Regions from separate parts of the Homo sapiens genome. Here all the other regions are linked to region 5. The links are chromatin loops, found by intact Hi-C in ENCODE. Cell type or tissue: PC-3. All regions are shown on one strand. Region 1 holds the start of LOC124902219 (a long non-coding RNA gene). Region 2 holds the start of PCAT7 (prostate cancer associated transcript 7). Region 3 overlaps AOPEP (aminopeptidase O (putative)). Region 4 overlaps AOPEP (aminopeptidase O (putative)). Region 5 overlaps AOPEP (aminopeptidase O (putative)). Region 6 overlaps AOPEP (aminopeptidase O (putative)). Region 7 overlaps FANCC (FA complementation group C).

The links. Peaks named below come from ENCODE experiments on the same cell type or tissue, not always from the same donor. Only the 100,000 strongest peaks of a DNase experiment are listed, where the experiment ranks them.
Region 1: it touches region 5 in a loop (4-fold over the local background); 59 of 110 quality-filtered maps call a loop at or near these places.
Region 2: it touches region 5 in a loop (4-fold over the local background); 4 of 110 quality-filtered maps call a loop at or near these places.
Region 3: a loop joins it to region 5, with 6 times the contacts of the local background. A loop is called at or near these places in 34 of 110 quality-filtered maps.
Region 4: it touches region 5 in a loop (5-fold over the local background); 24 of 110 quality-filtered maps call a loop at or near these places.
Region 6: a loop joins it to region 5, with 5 times the contacts of the local background. A loop is called at or near these places in 15 of 110 quality-filtered maps.
Region 7: a loop joins it to region 5, with 8 times the contacts of the local background. A loop is called at or near these places in 78 of 110 quality-filtered maps.

Annotation. Positions count from the first base shown.
Region 1 is chr9:94,679,286-94,683,285 of GRCh38, forward strand. It overlaps LOC124902219 (a long non-coding RNA gene), which reads left to right and starts at 2,409. Exons shown (of 2, transcript XR_007061675.1): 1 at 2,409-2,599. In PC-3, a CTCF peak has its summit at 2,325 (motif pointing right); a DNase peak (open chromatin) is centred at 2,356.
Region 2 is chr9:94,552,299-94,556,298 of GRCh38, forward strand. PCAT7 (prostate cancer associated transcript 7) reads left to right here and starts at 2,785. Exons shown (of 3, transcript NR_121567.3): 1 at 2,785-3,047. It overlaps LOC124902218 (a long non-coding RNA gene), which reads right to left and starts at 2,591. Exons shown (of 2, transcript XR_007061674.1): 1 at 2,261-2,591; 2 at 1-1,056. RefSeq lists enhancers at 997-1,659, 2,324-2,986. In PC-3, CTCF peaks have their summits at 980 and 2,212 (motif pointing right); DNase peaks (open chromatin) are centred at 1,023, 2,283 and 2,613; H3K4me3 peaks cover 3,157 bases; H3K27ac peaks cover 647 bases.
Region 3 is chr9:94,910,688-94,914,687 of GRCh38, forward strand. The region is part of intron 5 of AOPEP (aminopeptidase O (putative)); the gene reads left to right. Among named protein-coding and RNA genes, the nearest start is that of AOPEP-AS1, 33 kb to the right of the region's middle. RefSeq lists an enhancer at 1-144. In PC-3, no CTCF peak of the experiment used is centred here; DNase peaks (open chromatin) are centred at 2,404 and 3,714; H3K4me3 peaks cover 480 bases; H3K27ac peaks cover 2,715 bases.
Region 4 is chr9:94,866,253-94,870,252 of GRCh38, forward strand. The region is part of intron 5 of AOPEP (aminopeptidase O (putative)); the gene reads left to right. Among named protein-coding and RNA genes, the nearest start is that of MIR2278, 58 kb to the left of the region's middle. RefSeq lists an enhancer at 1-37. In PC-3, no CTCF peak of the experiment used is centred here; DNase peaks (open chromatin) are centred at 1,139, 1,909 and 3,279; H3K4me3 peaks cover 1,519 bases; H3K27ac peaks cover 4,000 bases.
Region 5 is chr9:94,781,329-94,785,328 of GRCh38, forward strand. All of the region lies in intron 3 of AOPEP (aminopeptidase O (putative)), which reads left to right. Among named protein-coding and RNA genes, the nearest start is that of MIR2278, 27 kb to the right of the region's middle. In PC-3, a CTCF peak has its summit at 1,888 (motif pointing right); a DNase peak (open chromatin) is centred at 1,973; H3K27ac peaks cover 2,133 bases.
Region 6 is chr9:95,071,165-95,075,164 of GRCh38, forward strand. All of the region lies in intron 14 of AOPEP (aminopeptidase O (putative)), which reads left to right. Among named protein-coding and RNA genes, the nearest start is that of MIR6081, 7.8 kb to the left of the region's middle. In PC-3, a CTCF peak has its summit at 1,999 (motif pointing left); no DNase peak of the experiment used is centred here.
Region 7 is chr9:95,114,550-95,118,549 of GRCh38, forward strand. FANCC (FA complementation group C) reads right to left here. Exons shown (of 15, transcript NM_000136.3): 11 at 2,766-2,841; 12 at 80-161. It also overlaps a transcript of AOPEP not described here. Among named protein-coding and RNA genes, the nearest start is that of MIR3074, 30 kb to the left of the region's middle. RefSeq lists a silencer at 1,898-1,977. In PC-3, CTCF peaks have their summits at 1,663 (motif pointing left) and 1,868; a DNase peak (open chromatin) is centred at 1,632; H3K27ac peaks cover 1,320 bases.

The sequences.
Region 1 (4,000 bases), 100 kb before region 5:
CTTTGGAGGTAGAGCTCAGAAATACACATTTTAAACAAGTTCTGCAGAGATTTTTATGCACACCAATTTATTGGTAGGCTTGGAAAACTTTGCTAAAAATGGATACATGAAAACATGAGATGTCAATTGCAACAGGCAATGGAAATGAATTTGAGTTTAAAAGTTCCTCTGTCCTGAAGAAATTTCAGATGGTAACTTTATTTCCAACTTATGTGCTCCTTAAGCAATAAAGTTTTCAGTGCTGACATAAGCCAAGTTTCTTGCCTTTTATGGTAAAAACATTAGTGACTCCGTTTCTCCAAGTGCGAGGACAAAAATCCCAGTAATCCCTCTAATTCATAGCACCTCCACAGATAATGACTGTTTGTTGTCAGATGGAAATAATTTCATTAGCATAAGTGGATGCGGAGTTTATAAATGCAGACGCATGTGTTTCATATTCTGCTCCTATTTATTTACACATTCTGTAAACACATGTATACACAAAGTCACATGGACATTTTTAGGCGAGCGCCTGGAACACTGTGCACATGGAAATACCGCAGTTGTTGCCTTCAGGACTTTTTTTGTCAGGTGGCAAGTTGGTTACTGTTCAGAGGATCTCAGTTACCCCATTACCACCTCTCCCAGGTGAAAATGTGCCCTGCCGCAAGTCAGGCTCTGGAACTTTCTTGAACTTCCTTTTTCTCTTCGAAAAGTCCTGTCCTCTTAGGGCTCTAATTTATTGGAAAAGTAATTCATTCCCAAATATTCATGGTTTCTAATATGTTAATATCACAGCCTTCTCAAATAACATATCTCTAAATCCACAATACTCAAAGTTAATGAAGAGAAGTTCAATCAGGTTGATGAGGAGGCTGGATTGTACACTCCCTTCTGCTAACACAAAAGGCCTTGGACACACCTGGGATCAAGTCAGAATGAACCTGGTTCTGGAAACACAAGCTTGCACAGTGTAGGGAGAGGCAGGTAGAAAAGGTGGCAGAGCTGTGTGTCTCTTCTGAGCCTCCCCTGGAGAATGAAATGGACCCAAATGTTATCTACCTCATCAGAAACAATTGGTAACTACAACCCAGTGTCTCCTGAGCTAAATTAGATTTTTGTACTACATGCTAAATGTAATGTGACGGGGAAAAAAGAAAGTTAGGTAGAAATCATGCTTTCCAAAGCTCTCTTTATTTAAATGGTCTGTTTTGGTCCAGGGACTGTATGATCTTTTTTTCTCTCTCTTTAAATTTATGAAAACTTTTTTTCTGATAGTGAAAGCAAAAATACTAGCTGTCTTCTGCTGAGTATACTCTGTGCCAGGCACATGCTAACTCCTTTACATTAACAGATGAGAAAATGGATGCCTAGAGCCAATAGCTGCCTCAAGATTGAACAGCTAATTAGTAGCTAAACCATGATCAGAACCCGAAGCCCATGTACTGGAGAGTGTTCCCCTAAAATCCATGTGCTTCCCAGAACCTCAGAATGTGACCTTATTTGGAAATAGGATCATCACAAATGTAAGTAAAATGAGGTTATACTGGAGGAGGGAGGGCCCCTAATCTGATATGCCTGGTGTCCTTAGAAGAGGAGAAGAGACAGACACACAAAAAGAATGTCACCTAATGATGGAGGGGGCAGTGATTGGAGTGAGGAGGAGGCTGGTAACACCAGGAGCTAAGAGAAAGGCGGAACAGGCCCTGTCAACAACTAGACTACAGGCTTGTAGCTTCCCCCACTGTGAAATACTACATTTCTCTTACAATCTGGCTGGCTTAAAAGTAAACAAAATGTATTGTTTCAGAGTTTTCCAGGCTGGAAATCTGGAGTTATTGTCTCAGTTGTTTCGTACTTTGTTAAAGCTCATGCAGCCTGCCATCTGAAACAATGCACCCTGCAAGGTGCTTAGTGTAGAAACTTTGGAAAACAGAGAATTCACTAAGTGCTCATGGTCCCACGTTCCAGAACCAGTCGCTGTAGAGTGTATATTTTCCAGTTTTCTTCACTTGCCTCTGAAGGCCATTCTGTCCACTTCTACCTTTTAAAAATAGTAGCAGTTCTCTTATGTATTTTCTTCTTTTGTTGTTTGATCAGCTGTACTCTTTATGGGATGTGCTTTCAAAAGAGTGAGAACCACTGTAAACTCCAGAATCCTGTTTTTCATCACCACCGCCACCATCCTCCTCCTCCTTCTCATCACCATCACCATCACCATCATCAACACCATCATCAGCTGGTTAGAATAGGTCCAGTTGAAATGAGAAGTGCCCCTACCCCAATCTTTGACTCAAAGCTTTGACACTAAAAACGGAACCACAGTCTCTGATGAGACTCCCCAGAAGATGGCAGTGTGGATCACAAAACCACACTATCCACTCAGTACCACTGAGCCCCAGCCCGTGGATCCTGGTGTAACCAGAAGGCCCCGGGCCTGCGGCCTTGGTAGCCAGGCCACCCGCTGCCCTGATGAGGCTGCTGGGAGTGAGTATTCCAGCTCTGCGTGGTCCTTTCGTCTTGTGAAAGAGAAAAACATTGAACTACAACTTTAAGCTCTTCATTTGAAGAAAGTTACAGTTCAGACACTGGAGATTTTTGTCACCAATATTTCAAGGTATCCACTCTAATGTCTATATTCTATCTCCTACTTATCTGAAGGGTTTAAGGCAGGCATCTCAGTATTGTGGATAAAAGAAGGAAGGGCTGAGAAAGAATTAAATGGAGAAAGTTCAGAAGGAGCAATGAAACAGAATACCAGGATCATTTATTTAATGCTTAATAGCTGTGGGATCCAGGGATACTCAATCCTCTGTTTTTTTCTTTCTTTTTTTTCCATGGGCATAATATCTGTTGCTGATTCTGCACTGTTTAACACAGCTCAAATGAGAAAATGACTATTAAAACTGTAAGATAGTATTTCTATCATTAAATATCCTTTGTATGATCTAGCAGGGATTCTTAAACATGATCAGAATCACCTAGATGGCTTATTAAACCATGGATTGCTGGGCTCTACCCCATCATTTCTGATTCAGTAGGTCTCAAGAGGGGCCAGAGAATTTGCAGCCCTAACAAATTTCCAGGTGATGCTGATGCTGCTGGTCCATGGAGGACACTTTGAGAACCACTGGGCTACAACAAATCTAAGAGAATGTGTTGCTTTCAAGCCCTTACTATAAGTCTCAGAACTTCCTAGGTGACTTTTTTTTTCCTCCCCCCAAGATGGAGTCTTGCTGTGTCACCCAGGCTGGAGTGCAGTGGTGCTCTCTCAGCTCACTGCAACCTCCGCCTCCTGGGTTCAAGCAATTCTCATGCCTCAGCCTCCGGAGTAGCTGGGATTACAGGCGCCCGCCACCATGCCTGGATAATTTTTGTATTTTTAGTAGAGATGGGGTTTCACCATGTTGGCCAGGCTGGGCGACTTGAGCTCCTGTCCTTGTGATCCGCTGGCCTTGGCCTCCCAAAGTGCTGGGATTACAGGCATGAGCCACCACGTCCGGCCCCTAGGTGACTTTTTAATGCAAAATTAAGGATAGCATTTCACAAAATTAGGAAATGCTGTTTGTGTATGTGTGAGTGTGTTCAGTGTCTAGATGTACCCAAAGGTAACCATCTTAGAGATCACACCATTTCCAGTGGGTGTGGAACTTGCACAAGTGCGTGTTTTCCACCTTATGGTGTCTACATACCCCACTCACTGCCATGAGAACCTGGTGGCTACTGAATTGACAGTCGGATCAATGTGACCCGACGGTTCCCTCAAAGACCAAAAGAAAAGCTTACAGACCACAGGACCTCCCTTGAGAATGTCACAAGAAGAGGTTGTGTTTGGTCACTGCTGGGCTTACAGCCCTTTACCTGGGTCCATTTTCCCTATAGGTTTATTTATTGCTTACTGTCCATCTTTCTCTCTACCCCCCACATGTAAAAATTTAATATGTCCCAAGAACAGTGGCTGGCAAAGGACAGGCATGCAGCAATTGTGTTGAATGAATAGATAAACGCTGGCAGTGCC
Region 2 (4,000 bases), 230 kb before region 5:
TTGGATAACTACTTACAACTCATTAGCCCATTTATGCCAGAGGTTGCAATTTTTTGAATTTTTGCATGAGTGAAAAATCAGACCTTGTCAATGACCTTGAGCAGTATAAGTAACTCCCACATGCTTAGCGTTCCAATAATGGAACACTAGGCCTAAGTGGGTTAACACAATAATGAAATCATAGCTATTCAACTAATTATACGACTTATTTGTTTCCTCATCTCTAAAACATAGTAAGGGACCAGTTATTTTAAAAATACATCACAGTGACAAGTTTATTTTTCACTCAGTTTGGGCTTGTTGTTTAAGGTCATTGCTTGGCATAAAGAAAACAAAAAGAGGAGAAACAAGAATAGAAACATCAAATAGAAGCAGCAGCAGCAAAAGAAAATGAAGAGGAACAAGAAGAAGAAAATACAGACTGGAAGAAAGGAAAAAGAACAGGTGCGTGAATTAGAAGGCCTATTATACCTTTTATCCTTTCCTCGATTCATGAAATTTGAGTTAAGTCCAAGAGTATCACAACAAAAAACAAGCGAAAAGATACACAAAAAGTCACCCCCTGAATTTTGTTAAGAATTAGACAATGCTGCCACTCATGCCTGGCTCAGGCGCCAGCAGGAGGAGGGCACCCTCCAGAGATTGCAGGACAAGGAGGAAGACTCCTCCTTACCCTACATGCACCTCCACCACTGCCACTGAGGCCCGCATTATAGCACCTTAAGGTTCGTCCCCACCCCAGGACAGGATGGGCAAGTGAGCGCTCCTACTCCCCTTCCCAGCCCCCAGACTTGCCGCTGCTACCAACGCTAGCGCCGATGCCAGTACAACCGCTGTTGCCCTCAATGCACCAGCCCACCCTACAAGGCTCCTATCACTTGGCCCCCACGGGTGCCCTCCTACCACTCTGGTCAAGCTGCAGTCTCTGTTGCTGCCACCAACCTCATGAGGCAAGCTGCAGAGCCACGCCATCTACAGGCTCCAGCATACCACAGGTGACTCCTCCTCCTCCTCCAGCCTGGCTGGGAGCAGTTGCGCAGGCAAAGCCAGAGAAACCTAGAACAGGATGCAGGGAGTGGAAGTGTTAGAGCTTCACCTTGTCACGCTGGCCACTGGGCGGCAGGGACCATTTCATTAAAGGCACTCACACCCACCTTCCAAAGTCCAGCCTCTCTTTCTGGCAAAAGCTGGCCAGGAACTGGGGCCTGGGCTGGGTGTGAGTGCCTTCACTGAAACCGGCTCCTGGCCAAGTCCAGCTGGCCAGGAATTGCTGGGCCCATCGGCACTGCGCTCTTCGGGGAGCCCGCGTAGGAGAAACTCAGACCCAGCCAGCCCTCTCCACCCAAGTGCTGGTTCCCATTCCTCACGCCTCCACCCACAGTGCCCTGTCCCCCTCCCTCCCCCGTGGTGCCCTCTATTCCCTGCCCGGTAGTCCCAGATGGTCTCCACAACACAGAGCGTGCGTGAGGGCGCGGGCCAGGGAACCACAGTGGGTGTGAGAGCCCTGCGGTGCTCAAGATTGCATGAGCACGAAGAGATCACCCTCTAGAGTCTGGAGTCCGGGAAGAGAAGAACTCCATCCTTCCATGGAGGCCACCAGAAAGAGGAAGGAGGCCACAGCTGTCGCTGCCGCTGCTGCCTCTGCAGCCCACCAACCCCACTGGCAGTATAGCCCCCGATAGCACCCCTAACCTGCCCCCTGTAACCCTGGGATAGCACACCCAACAGCTGCAGGCAATGTAACCAATACCCCCCCAAACCATCCCAACTCCTCGGCCGCAGGCAGTGTTAGCACCCGATAGTGCCCACCTGACGCAGCCACGGGTATTGCTGCACTAGACAGCGCCCCAAACCCGCCCCACCCTCACCCCGCCATGGGCAGTGCAGCTCCTGATAGCGCACCCCCAGTCACAGGCAGTGCAGCACCGGACCACGCCCTTAAACCACCCCCCACTGCCAGCATTGTAGCCCCAGATAACTCCACCCAACCCGCCCCTGCCACGGACAGTGCAGCAGAAGACAACGCCCCTAAGCCATCCACCGCCACTGGCAGTACACGTTAGTGTACACAACCTGCCTCTCCCGACCACCCCTGCCACCTCGGGCAGTGTAGCCCCCCATTCCACCACCAGCAATGCAACCCCAGAGAGTGCCCCCAAACAGTCCAATGCCACAGGCAGTGTAGCCTTTGGCAGTGAGCCCCTATAGTACACCCAACCCTTACCCCCAGAAGAGGGCAGTGCAGCCCTGGATAACTCACCTACCCTACCACATTTCTACCACTGTGGCCGAGCTGCGGTCTCTGATTTCACCACCAACCGCAGCGAGGCGAGCCGCGGAGGCGCAAGCTCCGGCTCCAGCCTCCAGCACGCGGCGGTGCCTCTTCTTTCTGTCTTCCAGCCCGGCAGGAGAAGCTCTCGCTGCTAGCCTCCCTCCTACCGCTCCGTCACCACCACCACCAACAGGGAGGGAGTGCCCCAGGCTCCAGGCTCCAAGCTCCAGGCTCCAGGGGGCGAAAAGTGACGGAGCCTTCCAGTTCTTTAAGCCGGGTACGTAGTAGCTCCCCACACCCACACATAAGTGCCAGAAATGACGCGCCGCTGCCTCAGCATGCTTTATATACTGAGGTTAGGAGACCCTGGACTACATGTTCTGATTGGATGAGAGAAAAACCTCTAGGCCTACTCTGATTGGACTTTATTTTCATGCTGTGATTGGTTGTCTTAAGACTTGCTCTCATCCAATCAGAACATGCAGTCTAGGAACCGGCATGCGCATAACCTCAGGATATAAATAATGCTGAAGCAGAGTTACGTTTTTTTTGTTGTTGTTTTTTTTGTTTTTGTTTTTTTAGGTTTCCGTGTGTTTCTATTGAGCTGCTCAGTGCCCGGCTTAGAAGACCAGGAAAAGGAGTCACAGGTCGTATGCTGGAGGCTTGAGCCGCGGCACCGTGGCGCGGCTCGCCTCGCTGCGGTTGGTGGTGGCGGTGGACATTGCAGCGCGGCTGGAGGGGTAGGAAGAAGAAGATAGTTTTGGGATAGATAGAGGTGGGTAAAGAGTGTGGTTAGTGCCAAAGGGAAAAAAGGATAGCGAGGAGGAGAAGGCGTTGCAAAAAGACGATGGGGAAAAGATGGTGGGGAAAAAAGTTTTTGGGTAGATGGAGGTGGAAAAACAGGGTGCAGAGAGGGAGGGAAGGAAGGTTTTGCAGAAAGACGGTGGGTAGAAAGTTTATGGGTGGATGAAGGGGGAAAAGAAGGTGGCAATTGGGAAGAGGAAAGAGTGGTGAGGGGGGGAAAATGGGCGAGCAGTAGGGAGAGAAGGTTTTGTGAAAAGATGGTGGGGAGAGAAGTTTTTGGGTAGAGGAGCAAAAGAAGATAGCAAGTGGGAGAAGGAAAAAGAGGGTAACCAGCGGGAGGAAGACAAGGTTTTGCGAAAAAACAGTGGCAGAAAAGAAAGATGGTGGAGAAAAGATGGTAGGTAAAAAGTGTTTGGGTAGATGGAGGAGGGAAAGAGGGTGACAAGGAGGAGGAGAAAAGAGGGTGGCGAGAGGGAGCAGGGAAAGAAGTTTGGGGAAAAGACGGGAAAATAGTTTGGGGTAGATGGAAGGCAAAAAGGAGGGTGGCAAGCAGTATAGGGGAGAGAAGAGAACGAGTGGGAAGCAGGGGCAGACTTTGTGAAAAGATGGGGAAATTTTGGGGGGTAGATGGGGAAAAGAGGGAGGTGAGCAGGAGTGGGGAAAAGGCTTTGAGAAAAGATGGTGGGGAAATGTTTTTGGGTAGATGGAGAAGGGAAGGAGAGTGGCAAGGAGGAGCCGGGGGAAAGACGATGAGGAAAACAGTTTTTGGGTAGATAAAGGGGGAAAAGAGGGTGGTGAGCAGCAGTAGGGAAAAGGCTTTGGGAAAAGACGGGGGAAAATGTTTTTGCTTATATGAAGGAGCAAAAGGGCGTGATGACAGCGGGAGGGGGAAAAAGAGGGTGGCCAGGGAGAAGGGGGAAAATA
Region 3 (4,000 bases), 130 kb after region 5:
AGGTGCAGCAGTGTTTCTAATTCTCTGTTGCTTGAGAAGTATGGACATTTCCCTAGATCTTTTGGCAGTTCCTAACACATCTGCAGAGAAGGATCTTGGGGGAGGGGCCAGTCTATTAGGATGAGCCATATGAAATTGCCCATTTTTTGAAGTTGGAAAGGGTCACTTATTGCATTTTATGTAGTTCAACTTAAAGGTCAAAAAGGTGGAGGAATGTCTGGGCCTCCTCGTGATGTTATGTTTACCTAATAAGCATCCTGGGGTTTTGCCTAGGGTTTATGATACAGTATCTGTGTCTATAGCAAAGAGTATTATTGTAGATACTGTCATTACTACTTAAGGTATTATCACTACTGCTACTTGAGCTCACTTTAGAAACAATTGATAGAGATAGAGGGAAGACTGTCTATCCCCTGGAAGACCCCAGTACCTCAGTCCTGGGCCCTGGTCTTTCCCTTTGGAACTAGTGGTTTAAAATGAGCTCTCCTTTACCTCCATTCTTGTCTTCCCTGCTTTGAAACAGGACACCTCTGGCCAGTGGGCTTCCTTTTGGAGATAAGAGATGTTGGGTGATCAATGGCCTCAGACAATGTAGCTGTCACAGTTTCATTTTTAAAATGTCATGGTGATAAAAACAGCCATTTGCTAATAAAAAGGGTGGGATTCATTGCCTAGTGGCATTCACATCCATGCTGTCATTGTCTAACCCAGATTTCTCAGAGCAGCCACTGGCTTGGTGTCGTAGCTGAATGATGTCACTTCAAGCATCACGTAATTTTCCAGCTGGCTAGGATGGAAAAGGGGTTTATTATTGTGGCATGTTTTTCACAGCGTCTGAAAAAAAGTGAAGCAGACAGGGATATATGACAGGATTGGTTCTGTTTTTACAGGTGTGTCTGAAGCATACAAGGTACCTTTCACTTGCAATAGAAATGTGACTCTATGGCAAAAGAAATTTTTTAAAAAAAGCTTTTCTCAAGAGATTTTAAATATATAATACATAATTAGTGTTGGAAATTGGCCTCGAATACATTAAACTCAAAAGACTAGGAGGTGGGCTGCCCAGACCCTGGTCTCAGTTCTGTCCCTACTGACAGAGCTCTAACTTCATCTTTGCCTCAGTTTCTCCATGGAAAAGATGGACCTCCCAGGGTATTTGTCTGTTTTTAACTTTTCATTGCAGTGTAAAACAGAAAAGTATACATCTTAGCATACAGCTTGTTGGATACAAACTGTAGACATCCCTGTCACTAGCACCCTGACCAAGAAATGCACATAACCAGCACTCCAGAAGACCCCTGTGCCCCTTCCAGTCAACCACACACACAAGGACTTCCAGCAGCATAGATTTCAGCCCAGTGAGACCTGTGTCCGACTTCTGACCTGACGAGCTGTAAAATAATAAATTTGTGTTGTTTTAGGCCACCGTACTTGTGGTGGTTTGTTGCAGCTGCCCTAGGAAACCAATGCACTGATGCTGCTGGCAAGAGGGAGAGCCAGGAGTTGACCCCCAGCTCTGTCCCCAAAGACCGAGTTCTTAAAAACCACTAGAATAGATAGTACCGCTCTTAGCTTTGTTAGGTGTTTGGTCATTGGTGAGGGTATGAAGGTAAAATGAAAGTGCAAGTGCCAGCCAGCGTGCAGTTAAGTTGGGTACTAGGTAGCCAGTGTCTTTGAGGTACTCTGACTTGCCCAGCCCCCGACCCCCATGCTCAGAATGTCCCCTGCCTGGAAAGAAGGAATGTGATATGTTACTAACACTTCAGTGTGAGTTGAGTGCGTTATCTCTTCCTAAAGTATTTGCGTTCTAAAAGATGACCTAAGTGATGACTTTCTGCTATTTATGAGAAAGAGGGCTACACTACGGTGCCATGGCTGACCGTGTGAGACCCAATTCCTTGTCCATCTTCCACTACAGAGTCAGAAAACACCAAAAAGCATCTTTCCCATGCTGCCTTAACAGCTAGCAGAGACTAAAGAGTAGGAATCTCGGCTATGGGCTCCCTGGGAAAAGTTGCTTTCCTGATGAAAGGGATCGTTGTTGCTGGCACAGCGCGTTTCTTCCATGTTAAACACGAACATGGTGCATGAAGGTGTAGTGGTCAACCCGTGAGCATGAGGGGCAAGCATGAGGAAAGAAGTGCACACAGGAAGGATGGAGAGTGGGAGTATAGCAAGTCCTCCAGCTCCCGCTGCACTGCCAGTCACTGCACCAGCCCCAGCAAGGTCTTGTCACTCCAGTGATATTGTTTCAAGAAAGGAAAAACCTCTCCAGTGTGTGCCAGTGTTCATTGTATTTTTTGTTACTTGCAGCTGAATACATTCCAAACAGACCCGGGTGCCTTTCAGATCACAAAAAGGTAACCACCTAGGAATGGGGACATGGGCAGGCAGAATTCTTTAGAATGAAAGGAATTCCTGGGATCCTTGCCCACATTTTCACCACGGTGAACACATGCAAAGAATGATGAGTCAAGGGAACCATCCAGAGAAATGGGATTGAGCTGTAGATATCCAATAAACCTGATGCATTCCATTTGGGGAGAAGAAATAGAAGGCTCATAATTTTAAATGGAAAGGTTAGTTAAAATCAGGAGACTTTGGAGAGACTTTGGAGAGACTTTTATTTGTTTATTTTTGTTTCTGGTGAGGTTTATTACCTTTCAGAGGGACATGCTGTTAAGTTGAATACCTCTGAGGATGACCATCTGTCACATATTTTCCAGGACCACCCTGGGAAATAAGAAGGATATTGTCTCCTTATCTCGACAAGCGTGCCATGGTGGTCTATCCATGGAGTCATAATTTGAGATTAGGAAATATGCTGTTATTCTTAAAAGTTCAATTATTTATGAATCCCCAATAGCCAGGTGATCCCTTATACTTAGTGGCATTTATTGATGCAGATGAGTACTTTGAAAAATTAAGAGAGACATTTACTTTTTAAGCTACCACTAAGACGGTCTCTGACCGGATAAAGATAACTTGAGCAGGCGAATTTGTTTAACAAAGGTGGTGACATATATTGTGGCAGCTGAATGCCCCCTTACAGCCAAGGGAGAACAATCAGTGAATTCATTCGTTTAATTCATGAATTTTCCTTCTATTTACACTTTAAACAAACATGCCAGTTGTTTGCTTAGTTAACAAGCTCTGCCTTCATTATAAGCCATTAGTGGCTAGTAATAACTGAAACTGTGTTTGGATTTCACAAATACAATAAACCCAATTAATTTCACCCTTAGTAATATGGAATTTGTCTGATCAACCTGAGCTAGGCAGAAGTTTGTGTCTTTGCCCTTTGCATGAAGGGTTTGCTAAATCATCTTATAGCCATAAATAGGAATTCTTCATAAGAAAAACTAAACAAAACAGCTTAAATCCTAATGCTTCTAAGGGGCCAGGCAGCAATATAAATTAGTGAATGGGTTGGATAGAGCATCCTCTAAGAAACACTTGGTCTACTTTTGATGGAGACATGGATGTAAGAAATATTTCACTTTTTAATCCTGTGATAAGAAGGAAAAAAACCACACACATGATTATAAATGACAAGGAGGCTCAGCCAATGGCAGGGAGACGGGAGGGAGAAGTTGGGACCACAGCAAACTGGAGAGCCCAAGCCCTGTCTGAAAGGACCAGCTCCGATTCAGCTGCAGTTACTACATAAGAATGCAGGCCTGTGATGAGGGACTCCAAAGCAGGTTTTGCCTGCTTCTCGGATTTCACCAGGATGAATCATAACAGGGACCTGATAAAATCCTATCTTTGAAATGCTCTGTAATGCTTATTATTGTTCTTAGGAAATGATAAAATATTGCCCTTTGGCATTAGACGTGTGTGTGTGTGTGTGTGTGTGTGTGTGTGTGTGTGTATGTACAGGATAAATATGTGCCCACTTCTAAAAAAGACCTGGGCCTAGTGTGGCCACATCTTTCAAATTTTTAATGTAATGTCAAAATCTGGATTTCTGGATAAAATCTTCCCATTTATAAACTTT
Region 4 (4,000 bases), 85 kb after region 5:
TCACCAGCGTGTTTTATTTTGTGAAATGTGGGGCATGCCGGTTATGAAATGGGGACTCTGAAATGTGATACATCCATCTTAACCAGCTCAGGGTTTATTCAATTCTTCCAGCCCTAATCCTATTAACTCTCATGCACAAAGGAAATACAGGACTCCTCTCTGATGATTCTACCCAGGCCTCCTGGCATTTGGAAACCAAACTTTAAATTTTACAAATGATGTCTACTAGTTCATTAAAAACTAATCATAATAATGTTTTTAATAAACTAATAGGCTTTACATGTAAAATCTAAAATTTGAAGGTAGCTTCAAGCATCAAGGAAGCTACCTTTCAAAATTTTAGATTGTTTACTTTAAGAAAAGGCATTAGAAGAGATTGATGATTTCAATCAGTATATAGAATTGTAGGATTTTTATAAAAACAATTTATTTGAATATGGAAATTTTTGGTGTGAAGTACATCAAATATAAGTCTTTTTCAAACCAAATCTTTGGTTTTACAAATAAAGCTTATTGGTTGATTAAAAATACAGCCAGCATCAATGTAACCAGTGTTCAAATTGGATTTTTTAGACTGTTTACTTAAGGGATTTTGAAGAGTTTGGTGACTCATAATCAGTTTATAAAATGTGAGGATTTTTTAATAGCAGCCTTATTTAAAATAAGTCAAAATGTTGGTGTGAAATGCATGAAACTTATTTCTGGCTGTATGTCATTTGGACATAAATCTAACCCAGCAAAATTCCAAGATCTAATTATGATGCTATGGGAAGCTAATCTCATTGCAGTGAAGATGAGCTAATGACACATTAGTCCATATTGTATTATATACTTTTCAGTCTGCTGCCTGCTATTTTGATTAAATTTACTTCCTACCATTCAGATTTGAAACAGCAAAGCCTTTCTGTTATTACCTATCAAGTTTATAAAGCTTTTCTCTGAAATTTTGAAGTGTTTTAGATTTCCTTCACTTAACAAAATTTTATACAACGCTTAATGTAAAATCACAGAAGATTTGCATTTATCCCCTTTCTGTTTAGAAGTACTTGCTATTTCCAGGTACCAGGCTGTAGTCAGCACGGCCCACTCTCGGCCGAGGTGGCCTGGAATGTCTAGTCATTTCAGTTTACGTAACAGTTTCCCTGGCCTGTTTGCTTTCAGAGGTCACTTCAGTGTCAGCCTCAGCAGTCCACGTATAAGTCTGCCTGTTCCACACGATTCACAGAGGGAAAGAAAATACTGTATCTGAGGCATTCTTCCTACTTTGCGTAGCCCATATTATTTGAATGTACATTAAAACAGTGATAACATTCACCTCATACACTGAAGAGTAGATTTGCTTTTCTTTCTGATTTCTTATTCTGTCAGACTCTTTTCCTGACTGGAAGACACCTAGTTTTCTAGCCAGGATAGCTGAATGCTCCCTTTGCAAACACCTTGGCCTGAAGTTAGAATGAAACTGTAGTCAGCACCCCTTATCATTCTTCAGAAAGTCTTCCCAGCCCTGATAGGATCTGTTCTGATTCGGAATATCAGGGAACATTTCTTGGTGAATAAACCTGGCTTCTTATATACTGGTGCAGTCACTTCCCTGTAACGAGGTAATTTAAGCCAGTTGCCTTTCATTTCAACCATGTCAAAGTATCAAATAAAGCTATAACTTCAGACCAGCCAGGAAAATGAGAGGCCGGACAGAGTAACATGTTTATAATATAAATCCTTCCTGTTTTCTCAACCCATGCTCCCCTGGCTGTTTTCCATTCTGACAGAACACTCTGGAGATTTGCCTACAGACAGTGACCACCAATTTAAAGATTTGTTGATGACTAAGAAAAATTCCAAAGCTGCAAATGAACGAATCCAATGCTGACTAAAACAACTGACCAAAATTACTAATTCCTAGGCTGCTTTAGCACGAATGGTCATAACAACTGGGATAGCAGGCCTGTGTCACTCATTCCCTAGTAAAGCAGCTTGGAGGCCACAGGTGACTTCCTCTTCTTTCCAGACTGAGATGTACCAGAAATAGTGCAGTTCACCAGTTTGGGGAAGGCAGTTGTCTGGGAGTAATCATACCTGCAAATCACTTGATCTCAAGGACTGTGCTTGCTGACTTGAGAACATCTATTTTCTTCAATTTTAGATGTAACACGGCTACCTTGTACTCACTTTGAGTCTCACCGAATTCCCGTGCATTGAGGGTCCACTGGAATTCTTTGTTCATGGGCATTTTGACTGCTAGTATGGATGAGGTGGTGAGAAATGGTGGCAGACACACATAATTTGTGTGTCCCATATTTTCATTTTGCACCAAGCTTCTTTGCTCCCATGCATGCTCCATTGCTGCATCAGATTTCACTTACAAAGCGTAGGTCCAAAGATAACATTAACAGGAGTTTCAAGACAGTGACAGCAGATCATTAAACCAAGTGTGGGATGAGTGGGGCCTTGTGACTACACAGGCCAATGCAGTGGAAGCTCCCTATGTTACCTTCCCTGATTTCATTCCTTTCCCTGCCCCTCTCCCAGCAACCACTATAATTTTCTATTCTCATGTGTATCTTTATTATTTTACTTCATGTGTATTCGGAATGTATTTAGTATTGCTTGCCATATTTTAAAACTTAATGTGGACAGTGTCATTAGGAACCTGCAGCTTGTTTTTTCCTCTCAAAACGTTTACTGTATGTTTTTGGCCAGGCATGGGGGCTCTCGCCTATAATCCCAGCACTTTGGGAGGCCAGTGCAGGTGGATCACTTGAGGTCAGGAGTTCGAGACCAGCCTGGCCAGCATGGTGAAACCCCTTCTCTACTAAAAATACAAAAATTAGCTGGGCATGGTGGTGTGTACCTGTAATTCCAGCTACTTGGGAGGCTGAGGCAAGATAATCCCTGGAACCTGGGAGGCAGAGGCTGCAGTGAGCCAAGACTGCGCCACTTCACTCAAACCTGGGTGACAGAGCAAGACTCCGTCTCAAAAAATAAAAATAAAAAATAAATAAAAATAAAGACATTTGCTGTATGTTTTAAAAATTTGTCCATGTTGCTGTGGCAATAGCCTTTGTGTCCAGTTTAATTTTATGTGTCTGAAGTTCCAAGTTTTTGATCCTTTAAGTTGTTGACTGTTAGTGAATGCCCTATTTCTAGCTTGGGTGGGGTGCATGTAGTGATTAGCTTTTGAGGCTGTATTTAACCAAAAATTTGTTTGGAGACTTGAGTCATCAACCCTTATCTGTTGTATTGAGTTTCCACTCAGCCCATTGTCTGGGCGGAATGTGGGCTGGAAAAGTTTACTAGTGTCTCTTGGCAATCAATTGCTGTGGGATGGCACAGCCCACATAGAATGGGGTTGGTAATGTTTTTTGGGTTAGACCATTTACCTTCAAATGAAATTGAATTAGTGTAAAAGGAAGCCTGTAGAAATATAGAATCAAAGCCAGATACGGCTCGTGTTACCCAGAAGCAGAATGAATGATTACTTATCTGTAGAATGTCATCTGAGTACAGCGTATCTGCTGTGAATCTCTCTCCACAGATTTTTCCTTTAGGTAATCATTGCCCAATCTCATTATACTCATTACTTTTTACAGTTTGTAATATTAAGTGTGACCCTTTGATAGGAGTGGCATTATCAAATTGATTTCTCCCCTAATAGGAAAGATGGAACATGATTGGGCACTTCGTCCTCAGGCAGGAGAGGGAGGAATAGAAGCCATGAATTTTTTTTTTTTTTTTTTTTTTTTTTTTTTTTTTGAGAAAGAGTTTCGTTCTTATTGCCTAAGCTGGAATGCAATGGTGCGATCTCGGCTCACTGCAACCTCCGCCTCCTGGGTTCAAGCGATTCTCCTGCCTCAACCTCCCAAGTAGCTAGGATTATAGGCACACGCCACCATGCCTGGCTAATTTTTTGTATTTTTAGTAGAAACGGGGTTTCACCATGTTAGCCAGGCTTGTCTCGAACTCCTGACCTCAGGTGATCTGCCCGCCTCCGCCTCCCAAA
Region 5 (4,000 bases):
CATTTGTGGAATAAATGTGTTCTTTATAATCAGGCAGAAGTAGTATGTTCATGGAAGAAACATTTAAAACTACTAGTGATAGTAACAAAATCGACTTCAGGGTCATTTCTTTTGCTTTTGTTGCTTAATTACAGTTTATGCCTTTTTTCCAGCCTCAATAAATTTTAAAAAGAATTGGTTTAGTACATTATTATTTTCTTCTAGTAATTTTTTGTTTAGTTTTTTTTTTTTTTAATTAATTAATTTTTTTGAGACAGAGTCTCATTCTGTCGCCCAGGCTGGAGTGCAGTGGCACGATCTCCGCTCACTGCAAGCTCTGCCTCCCAGGTTTACGCCATTCTCCTGCCTCAGCCTCCCGAGTAGCTGGGACTACAGGCACCCGCCACCACGCCTGGCTAATTTTTTGTATTTTTAGCAGAGACGGGGTTTCACCGTGTTAGCCAGGATGGTCTCTATCTCGTGATCTTGTGATCCGCCCGCCTTGGCCTCCCAAAGTGCTGGGATTATAGGCGTGAAAGTTTTATTTTTATAGAGTCTAATTTAGTATATCCCTGCTTCCTAGAAAAATAAAATACTCTGAGGGCTGGGTGCCATGGCTCACACCTGTAATCCCAGCACTTTGGGAGGCCGAGGCGGGCGGATCACGAGGTCAGGAGATCGAGACCATCCTGCCTAACACAGTGAAATGCCGTCTCTACTAAAAATACAAAAAAAATTAGCCGGGCGTGGTGGCAGGCGCGTGTAATCCCAGCTACTTGGGCTGAGGCAGGAGAATTGCTTGAACCCGGGAGGCGGAGGTTGCAGTGAGCCAAGATCGTGCCACTGCACTCCAGCCTGGGCGACAGAGTGAGACTCCGTCTCAAAAAAAAAAGAAACAAAAAAAGAAAAAGAAAATACTCTGCTTCTGTTTTTTGTGGGAAGCCTCAAGTAAATGAAGAAGACTGCCTAATGGAAGCTCCTTCCAGATGAAGGAGAAAAAGCATATGAACAAGTGAAAGGTGTTAAAAACTACATGTGCCCTTGCATAGGATCTGATTTCATTTTTTAGTGCAAAAGTAAGACTGTAGACATTACTTCATTCTGGGCAAAATGCTACTCTCTGGCCTGCCCAATAGACTAGCTCTCTGACATTCTCTTTCTTTTGACTTTGTGTGGGAAATTCCAGGAAAAAGCCAAGATCTGAGAGTCCAGACCCTCCTGTGTGCAACTGAAAGCCAACTTTTCAAATGAGCAGTACTATTTAGACTGCTCCCATAGTATGCAACCAGGAATTACGTATGAGGAAATGGTAAATTAAGAGGCATTTAGGAATGGTTATGATTAAGTATTTTCCTCACAAAGAAAGAATGCAAAGTAGAGAAAGCTCCTTGTTTCTAGAACTAGGGAAACTTTATTCCACGCCAGTACACATACATTCCTATGTTTTTAAGGGTAAACGTATTAATCTTTTCCCATTAGAAAGATGCCGGTGAGCCAGTAATTTCTAAATCTGTGTCAGTTAATTCTTTTGTTTTGTGATTTGTTGTTGACTAGTTCTTGCTTACCCTCCTGGCACTGCGCTTACTGTACACGACATATGTGAAAGTCATCATGGTTTCTTTCAGACATTGATGATTCTGGCAGGCATGTATATACCAGTTCTCATTGCTGTGGATTTTTGTCTTGGACTTGACATTCATGAATGTTCCATGTGAGTAAAGCACTCAAGTTTACCTGTGACCACCTGGAGCAGTATGATTTGGTGTCCAGTTAGCTGATCCAGCTTAAGGGGAACTGGGTCACCTGCATTGAAGGTCAGAGTGGCCGGTGAGACTTGAATAACAAGCCTGGTGGGGCATATTCCTTTAGGTATCCCGTTAGCCAACAAGGAAAACCTATAGAGGCGCTTGTGTTCAGCAGATGGCGCTCTTTTACCTAGTTCACAAGAATGATCTTGAAGGTCATTCTCTCTTGCCTCTCCTGTGCCTGAGGCGGTACCATGTTGCAGGCAAGGAAAACCGAAGCCTTGCTGGGTAGCATCAGTGCTTGCAAAGTGGTGGCCTGACCTGGCACATTGCCCTGGTTAGGCAATGCTGGTGCCCAGGGCGTCTTACTGTCTCGTTTGTTCTGGTGCCAGTTACAACCCTTGAGCAACTGCGGAGAAGAACTAACAAGAGACAGTCACGCTATGGGTATTCACGAGGGTGGCACTCACTTAGAAAACTGGAAGGTGTAGACGCGGCATCTGCAAAGTCCTGACAGAAAGCTAGTTTGCTGAAAGACCCAAGCAGTGGAGAAGGAGGCCAGGAGGGGAAGAGCAGCCAAAATGGGGAGCTCTCTCTCCTTTTCGTGAATGTATTATATTTATTGTACAGATGTATGTATATTATATATTTAAAATATATGATATATACATTCTCTATAGTATGTCTGTATACACTTATAAGTGTACATGTTTCTGAATATACATATTCCTGTAAACATTGTTAGGCATCTTTAATTTGTGATACAAAGATGTTCCAAAGTAATCATAACATATATAATAGTTTGGATAGGAATTGCTGAAATAAGGAATTGTGGTTAGAGAAAGAAACAATTTTGAGGTAGCAAAGTAGCAGGGGCTACTGAAGGATTGAGGAAAGAAAGATTATATGTTAAATAAAAGCACGTATCAATTTGATATTTCCGAATGCTTCATGCTGTTTGTCTAACCTATAGTGGAGAGGTTGAAAAAGTAAAATGGATGGTTTTCATAGGAAGAATTTAAGTGCCTGTTTTAATTTGCAGTGAAAACAATAACTCTTTAATATGAGAAGTTCCATGAGATGCTTAACTTGGCAGAGCTATGATCTAACTTAGCCTCTGCACAAGCAGAGTGGTTATGTGTGTGTGGTTATAGCTGTGCTTTTAATTATATTAAGTGAGTTTATCCAAGACTCACCTACTAATAGGACACTGACTTTTCATAAATTTCTTATTTAATTTACTATTGGTAGGCATGACTGATGTGTAAAAATGACTACCGTATCTTGATTTTTCTTCTCTTAAAATTTTTTATGAAAAATGATTATCTCAGCTAAGTTTCTCACAGGTTTAGTATAAAAAGTTCTCTCTCCTCTCATGAACTGACTACTCCTTCATGTTCTTCCTTTTTCCCTCTTCACTGAGAATTATTCTTCCTCCTGTGGAAAATAGAATCTTCAAAACTATTCACAGGACAGTTTTTAGAAGTCATTGAAAAAATAATTAAGATAACTGTTTTAACACTCTTTAGTTATGATACTTATTTTCAAAATTAAATTTTATTTATTTTTATTTTTATTTTGGAGATGGAGTTTCACTCTGTCGCCCAGGCTGGAGTACAGTGGTGCAATCTTGGCCCACTGCAACCTCTGCCTCTTGGGTTCAAGTGATTCTCCTGCTTCAGCCTCCTGAGTAGCTAGGATTACAGGTGCCCACCACCACGCCTGGCTAATTTTTGTATTTTTAGTAGAGTCAGGGTTTCACCCATGTTGGCCAGGCTGGTCTTGAACTCTGGACCTCAGGTGATCCTCTCGCCTTGGCCTCCCAAAGTGCTGGGATTACCGGCGTGAGTCACTGTGCCTGGCCCAGAACTATATTTTATTTTATTTTATTTTATTTTGAGACGGAGTTTAGCTCTTGTTGCCCAGGCTGAAGTGCAATGGCACGATCTCAGCACACTGCAAACTCCGCCTCCCGGGGTTCAAGTGATTCTCCAGCCTCAGCCTCCTGAGTAGCTGGGATTACAGGCATGTGCCACTATGCCCGGCTAATTTTGTAGTTTTAGTAGAGATGAGGTTTCCGCTATGTTGGCCAGGCTGGTCTCAAACTCCCGATCTCAGGTGATCCACCCGCCTCGGCCTCCCAAAGTGCTGGGATTATAGGCGTGAGCCACTGCGCCCGGCCCAAAAACTAAATTTTAAACTGCCTCTTGTGATTTGAAAATTGATCCATTTCAAGTTCTGTTATAGCTGCAAAAAGCACAGTCATCTAAGGAAAA
Region 6 (4,000 bases), 290 kb after region 5:
GATTTTTTTCAGTTATTAGGATATTTGTATTATACTTAACTGGTTGTTTCCCAAATCTGAAAACCCAAACTCTGAAATGCTTCAAAATCCCAAACTTTTTGAGTGCTGACATGACCCTCCCCCCGCCCCACACACACACACAAAAAAATGCTCACTGGAGCATTTCAGATTTCGGATTTTTGAATTTGGGATGCTGAATATATATCTGTATCAATTGTTGCTGTTGGAAACATCAAAAGTGAATTTGACATGAATGGCTAGAATTTCATGTACATTGGGTTCCGTATTTATGTATAGTCATCTGCTTATAATTTTTAAATGTTTAAAAATAAAGCAAGGAAAGCAGCTACCAAAAGGAGCCATACGTGCTTTTCTAAGCATGGTGACGAGCATGCACCAAACTGAATCCTGGCTCCAGGATTGCCGTGGAAGAGACAATGAGGCCATTCCTGTCTTTGGTCTTGATGGTTTTTGGTGGTGGCACCGCAGCTCTTGGAACCAAGTTGGGTATACTGGCTGAGTTCTTAAGAGCTCATCTGCTCTGTCTCGTGCCTGTAGCCATGTCTGCTCAGGCCCTTGTGAATGATGTTTATTTTTCAGGCAGAGTAATTTTTCTGTAAGACACTGGTTTTCAGACTCTGTCTCCAGTATTGGGGTACTCTAAAGACACAGTGCCCCTTTTTAATGAGTCTGATTCAAGATGAATGCCAGACCATGTTTCCTTGTACAGAGGAATTTGACCTGCAGAGGGAAGAATAAGGCCCAGGGTGTCAGGACTAGCATTAAGGAGCACCTCTGATTTTCTGGTGGAGTCGTGCTAAAGCTGGCCCAAACCCACTCGGGCCGTTGTTCACCTTTTGCCTCATCTCTGTGTTCAGTGACATCATGTTGGTGGATGTTGGGGGATGAACACCAGTACACCACTGTGTATGTTGTGCTCTGGGAGCCATAGCTTGGGCACCCATTCTAGAGCAAGGATCAGCCAACCCCAGCCTGAGCCTGTGCAGCCCATTGCCTGTTCTTGTAAATAACGTTTTATCCAAAGGCAGCCATGCCATGCCCACGTATTTACATGTTGTCTAAGGCTGCTTTGACCAAAAGGCCAAAAGTGCTCAATATCTGGCTCTTGAAGGAAAAAATTTGCCAGCCTCTCTTCTGGAGTTTACCAGGAATCTGGTTCTGGACACATGAAGATATCTTGGGTTAAAAAGAGATTAGGGGCCAGGCTTATGTTTGTAATCCCAGCACTTTGGGAGGCTGAGGCGGGATCACTTGAGCCCAGGAGTTTTTGTATTTTTTATAGAGACAGGGTCCCACTCTTATCCAGGCATAGTGGCATGCACCTGTAGTCCCAGCTACTGGGGAGGCTGAGGTGGGAGGATCACTTGATCCCAGGATTTGGAAGCTGCAGTGTGCCATGATCATGCCATTGCACTCCAGACTGAGCGACAGAGTGAGACTCTGTCTTAAAAAATATTATTTTAAAAAAGAGATTAGAGTGGTTCAAGTTGTGAGGAAGCTTCAGCAGCTTTCCTATTTCCAAGAAAAAAAGCAATCAAATAAGGGTGAGGCCCCTTTACCATATCCTAGTTAAAATTATTGTTATATCATAGACATGCCCGTTGTCACGGGACCTGTGTCCCAAATCCAAGATGTGGTTTCTAAATGGCCCTTCTAGGCATGTGCCATTTTTCTAGCATTGCAGGAAGTCAGAAGAGCAGGCTTCCCCCTCCACTGTGTTTCTGAGCCTTCCAGAGTTCAGCTCCATGGAACCTCTTGGGTAGTGTGTGATAAGTTTCCTGTAAAGGCAGAAGTGGAGTCTGGCTGGGGCTGAGGCTGGGGCAAGGCTAAGGGAGCCATCTTTACAAATGGTTTGCAGGATTCCCAGGTGCCTGTCCCTGGGTCTCCCTCCCAGGAGATGGCCTGAAAAGCTGTAGCTCTTCCCAGGCCCTTACTACTCCTGGGACTCCCCTGCTCCCTCTGCTGTCCTGCTGCGAGTCTCTGACCTGGCCCAGGCTCTTGCTCAGCCATGTGGTTCCTACCTCCTACCTCATGCCAGCCCAGCCTGTCTGTGGCCCTCCCTGCATGTTGACGCTCTTCTAACCCCCATCTTGGGGAGCTGGAGCTGGAGTGGGGCCTGGTTAGAGCAGCTTGCCTGAGCCGACGAGGGTCCAGCCTGGAGCATCAGGCTCTGGAAGCCGAGCTTGTATGTAGGTTTTCACACTGTCCGGGAGTCAAGACACAGTGGGTTATGAAATCCATCTAGTAGGTCACCAGTCAGCATTTTAAAAAAAGAAAGAAGAGGCCGGCGCGGTGGCTCCCGCCTGTAATCCCAGCAGGCCGGGCGCGGGGGCTCCCGCCTGTAATCCCAGAAGGCTGGGCGCAGTGGCTCACACCTGTAATCCCAGCAGGCCGGGCGCGGTGGCTCACACCTGTAATGCCACCACTTTGGGAGGCTGAGGTGGGTGGACCATTTGAGGTCAGGAGTTCAAGACCAGCCTGGCCAACATGGTGAAACCCCATCTCTACTAAAAATACAAAAAAATTAGCCAGGCGTGGTGGCACATGTCTGTGTTGCCAGCTACTTGGGAGGCTGAGGCAGGAGAATCGCTTGAACCTGGGAGGCAGAGGTTGCAGTGAGCCGAGATCGCGTCACTGTACTCCAGCCTGGCAACAAAGTGAGACTCGGTCTCAAAAAACAAAAAACAAAGAATAAAAATACCAGACTGCATTGCGTGTAGTGAAGGAAAGTGTTGGGAAATAACACTTTGATTTCAGTGTGTGTCTATATGTTCTACATATACACATTTGTGGATACGTATGCACACATAGATATGCATACGTGTTTGTACTGACCATCACTCTGCCCCGCACCATTTCCCAGTGCCTGTCATGCAGTTGGCTGCCATGAATGTGCTTGGAATCAGTGAGCCCCATCCTCATAGCCAGTGCCTGTGTGTGTGCTTCCTTCCACGTGCTTTTTGGATACCCAGGTTGCATGTCTGCTTGGGCCTCCTAGGTGGCTCAGGCCTGTACCACAGACATACCCCGTCCTCCCTGTGGCAGTCTGTCAGTGGGGTAGGGTCCACAATCCTGGAACCATTACTTGGATTCCTTGAGGATTTTAATTCTCTACTGCCAGATATGTGTCTGATGTGAATTGGCTTCCACATACCTGCCCTTCATTCTTCCCACCCTAGATTCCAAGACCCTCCCACCTGCACCCAGCCTCAAAGAAGCAGTTGTGTGGAGCACTCTTAGGAGAAGCTGAAATCTTTGCTGTCATTACCCTGTATTCATGGAGGCTTTGGAAACCCGGAAAGTGCTGAATCCCTTTCCAACAGTATAAATTGCGCCTCTGTGTTACCCCGACCTGTACGCTAAGTGAGGGCAGCACTGTCATTGTTTCTGTTGAGCATGTCCCGTAAGCAGAACACTTTGAACAGCAGATGTCCAAAGTAATTTTTATTGGACTAAAGCATTCAAGGGTGCACACCTGTGTGTTGTGCAAAAGTCAACTTCACTGTGATGACATGGAAAGGATCCAGAGACCCAGATGCCACTTCTTCTTGCGAGAGCTGTGCTGATTTATTTCATATGTGAGCTCTCGCCCACTTCCGGCAGGTCAGGAGGCCAGCCAGGCCCAGGCCGCACCTGCTCTTCCCCCTCCCAGGCCACCTGCTTGTCTGCTGCCCAGCGTCAGCACCGGCAGCGGCAGAGGGAAGAGATGAGCACATCCTTGATAGGTGAGGTGTTGGGTGCTTGAGAGGCTGGATCCAGGGCAGAGGTGTGGGTGCTGCAGGTGTCCAGGACCCTGTGCTCACTGCCACGGGCAGCTCTGTTCTCACTTCTCCGTGCCCTGTCCCTGTTTCCCTTCTGCCGTCTTGTTCTTTCTCTACTTGCCCAGTCTCCTTCCCTCCCACACCAACTTCATCATTTTCCTCCCTCGCCCCTTTGGTCATGGTCTGCGGTCTGGGTCTGTGTAGGGCTGAAATACATG
Region 7 (4,000 bases), 330 kb after region 5:
CAGCCCTGCTCAAAGGGCAGATGAGGATCTAGGGAAACCATGTGTGAAGTAGATTTGGGAGTGGTCAGTGTTTGCTCACCCATGAGTCTGGTCTTCAACTGCTTCTCTGAGCAGTTCAGAAATATGCTTCAGTGTCTGGAGCCAGTGTCCCCGAGGGATATCTGCGGGTGGAGAGAGATACGTCAGAGGGCAACTGAGGAAATGTCAAGCCCATGAGGAACCACCTGCAGGGATGACCTGAAGAGTCTTTGGGAGACGCCCTTTACTTCTGGTTCACGGAACCCAATACTGTTCTCATGCTTTTCCCAGCCAGTACCTATCTCTTAAGCCTGGGGAAGTAAGATCTGTCCATGTCACACAGAGTTGAACATCAAAGAATCTAATCTTTTAATTTTAGTTTTGTGGGGTTTTAAGACACGATCTTGCTTGGTCAGAGGCTGGAGTGCAGTGGTACGATCCTGGTTCACTGCAGCCCCAACCTCCTGGGCTCAAGCGATCTTCCTACCTCAGCCTCCCCAGTAGCTGGGACTACAGGGGTGCACCACCATGCCCAGCTATTTTTAAAATTTTTTTGTAGAGATGAGGTTTCACTATGTTTCTCAGACTTGTCTCAAATTCCTGGGCTCAAGTGATCCTCCCGCCTTGGCCTCCCAAAGTGCTGGAATTACAGGCATTAATCACCACGCTTGCCCTCAAGTAATTTTAAATTCAGGTACATGGAAGTAGCTAGAGATTGCATAAGCAGCCCCCGCTGAGACTGGGAAATGCCGGGTTGCGGATGCCCTAGGTTTCTTCTTTTCTACCTACACACTCCTCCATCACTAATGTGTTGATTTCAAAATAGACGGAGACTGTAGTAAAGCAGCCAATAAGGAATTAGGAATAGACTGCCTGACTGCTTTCCTAGGGCTGTGATGAATTCACAATATGATTTCAGGTTTACAGTGGAAAAAAAGGCCAGGAAAGAAAATAAGTGAGCATTATGCAAACAAATGTCTTTTCTTGAGTGAGCTGCTCTGGTTTCACAGTCATCCTGTGGTTTTAAATACAGCTGAGCAGCACGTATCTGCAGTTCTGTGCAGCATCTGCAAAAGTTTTCACATAGTGATAGATGCTATAATCGAACACACAAGGAAGGTAAGGCGAGTGATGGACAAACTGCTGCTACTCCACAAGGCCAGCGCCTCCCTCCTCTGAACTCCCGCGGCCCTTGGTGCACAGCCTTTTGAAGGTATTTTTCGTTTCTTCCTTTTACTAGCTATTTAGATGTTTATTTCGCATTTCCTCCACTTGTAGTGTCTACACAGTCAGGGCTCGTAAGTGATCCTCTTTTACACCCCTCTCCCGGCCTTCACAATGGGTATGAAATAAATTTCTGATAAACAGAAGATCATGCCACTAAAAAACACTTCTTCAATCTGTGACCATAACACTGTTTCCCAAAGTAATATACAGACAGCTCTTCTAGGAACTAGCACAAGAGGTTCTTGTACTTCTGCCCGAAGCCACCTATTTATATTTGGACATAAATCTACAAGTTACACAAACGGAAAGGTAAAGGGTTGGGCCCATGCCCATGCACCACCTCACCGTTTATTTACTATTTCCAAACTGAGACACTAACAACTCCAGTACATTTTCTGGAGCTCACTCAGCGTCCCCTGTTGGCTGACTTTAGGCTTTGCTGATCTGACCTAAGCGTAAGGTGAACCCTGGGAGAGTGAATTCCTCATTTTTCTGTCTTGTTAATAAAGTTTTCCCAAGAGTTTTCATAAAACTGTCACCCAGAGATCCCACCCCTAGCTCCAGCATCTGAGAAGACAGTGTTAGGGGATCACCCTGGGCAAGAACCTACATCTTCTCGAAAAAGGAAGAGGAATTTAGGTTTTGTAAAATGCTCTGAAACTTTGAATCATTTGCATTTCTCAAACAGATCTACTCACTCAAGTCTCAGAAAAAAGGCAGGCCCAAAATGGCATAAAAAGGAAATGTGACTGGCTCGTTCCCTTCTGTCTCCTCTCCTCCCATGCTCCAATAAGGCCCCTTTCTGGCTGGCGCAGTCTGTGCCCATGTCAGGACTGCCTTCCATCAGGTTTCAGGCCTCAGAGGGAAAGGATGCCCTTATTCTCTATTTCCGAAATGTCTCCTAAGCGTGAGCTCACAGCCACATTCCTGGATCAACACCAGTCGAATGAAGGCTGGAACCATCACTTCCCCAGCTGGATAGCCTTTGGAAGGCTGGCAAAGGATATCAGGAGAGGCTGTGGATGAAGCACCTTACTGAACTCTCTCAAAATCCTTCCCTTAGCTTGGTTAGGGGAAACTTCCCCTGCATTTCCTCAGCTTCATCCATCATTTTGTCTTTTCTTCTGCAACAAGGCTGCACAGAGTAGAAAGAATGAAAAGCAAACGAATGTACTGTTTTATTCTGACTCAGCCAAGTCTTAGCCTGTTCCTGGCATCTGGTGGATCTGGTTGGCACCAGAAGAGCCTGTGTTATCTGGAGGCAGACTAGCAACACCTACCAGAGGCCATTGTTTTTTTGTTTGTTTTCTTCTTTTGGTAAGTGATCACAACTGGGAAGCCAAGCAGACTCTCATATCAAAATCCACAGAATGTGGGATCCTGGGGGCTTAAAGGGATCTTAGAAATAACCAGTTCTGTCTCCCTCATGCTGTAGATAAGGGCCTGATGAGGAGGTCATAATTTGACAATGCTCTTCCCAGGAAATCATTCTGATGTGGGCAAAGTCAACCCTAACTCACCTTGAGGGTCTTGCAGCAGCACCATGGCAAGAGATGGAGAAGTGTAAGGAAAGTAGGTCTTGAGTGCAAACCGCAGCTGCCACAGGATGGAAAATCCAAAGAGCATGAACATTAAGATTGAAACGGGGTCAGGAAAATACAAAACTCTGAGTCCTCTGCCCAAAAAAGACCCACCAGTACTAACATGGTCAGAACACTTTCTTAAACATTTATTTTTTGAAAAATAAGCTCCCAATAACCTCATATTTTCCAGAATAATTAACCTTTTTAAAGTCACCTTCTGGGACTTAAAAATTTATGCTCTTGATGTCTTTATGAGTTCTACTTCACATGAACCCAATTATACAAATAAATCTTCTGTTTTGGAAAGACTTGCCAAAGCCGTTGTGAGATGTTAGGTATTTCAGCATTTTTTTTTTTTTTTTTGAAACGGAGTTTTGCTCTTGCTGCCCAGGCTGGAGTGCAATGGCGCGATCTCAGCTCACCGCAACCTCTGGCTCCCGGGTTCAAGCGATTCTCCTCCCTGTCTCCCAAGTATCTGGGATTACAGGCATGCGCCACCAAGCACTACTAATTTTGTACTTTTTAGTAGAGACAGAGTTTCTCCATGTTGGTCAGGCTGGTCTCGAACTCCCGACCTCAGGTGATCTGGCCGCCTCGGCCTCCCAAAGTACTGGGATTACAGTGAGCCACCATGCCCGGCTTGTTTTTGTTTTTTTATTGAGATGGAGTCTCCTTCTGTTGCGCAGGCTGGAGTGCAGAGGCACAATCTCAGCTCACTGCAACCTCCACCTCCCGGGTCCAAATGATTCTCCTGCCTCAGCCTCCTGAGTAGCCGGGATTACAGGCACATGCCACCACACCTGGCTAATTTTTGCATTTTTAGTGGAGATGGGGTTTCACCATGTTGGCCAGGCTGGTCTTGAACTCCTTAGCTTAAGTGATCCACCTGCCTCGGCCTCCCAAAGTGCTGGGGTTATAGTCATGAGCCACTGAGCCTGGCTCAGCATGGTTTTTAAAATAACAACAAAAGTGTAAAACTGTGCTCGCATTTCGAGGGCCAAAGAGCTACAGCTATCTATGCCCCCAAGGGGCACAGAAGCTTTTTTAAAAATTGAGGTAAAATCTATAACGCATGGAGTGCATGGGCTTTAAGTATATGAGGTTTTGGTAAATGTGCAAATCCATGTGACCACCACCCCAGTGAAGACACATTTCTATCACGCCAAAAAGTC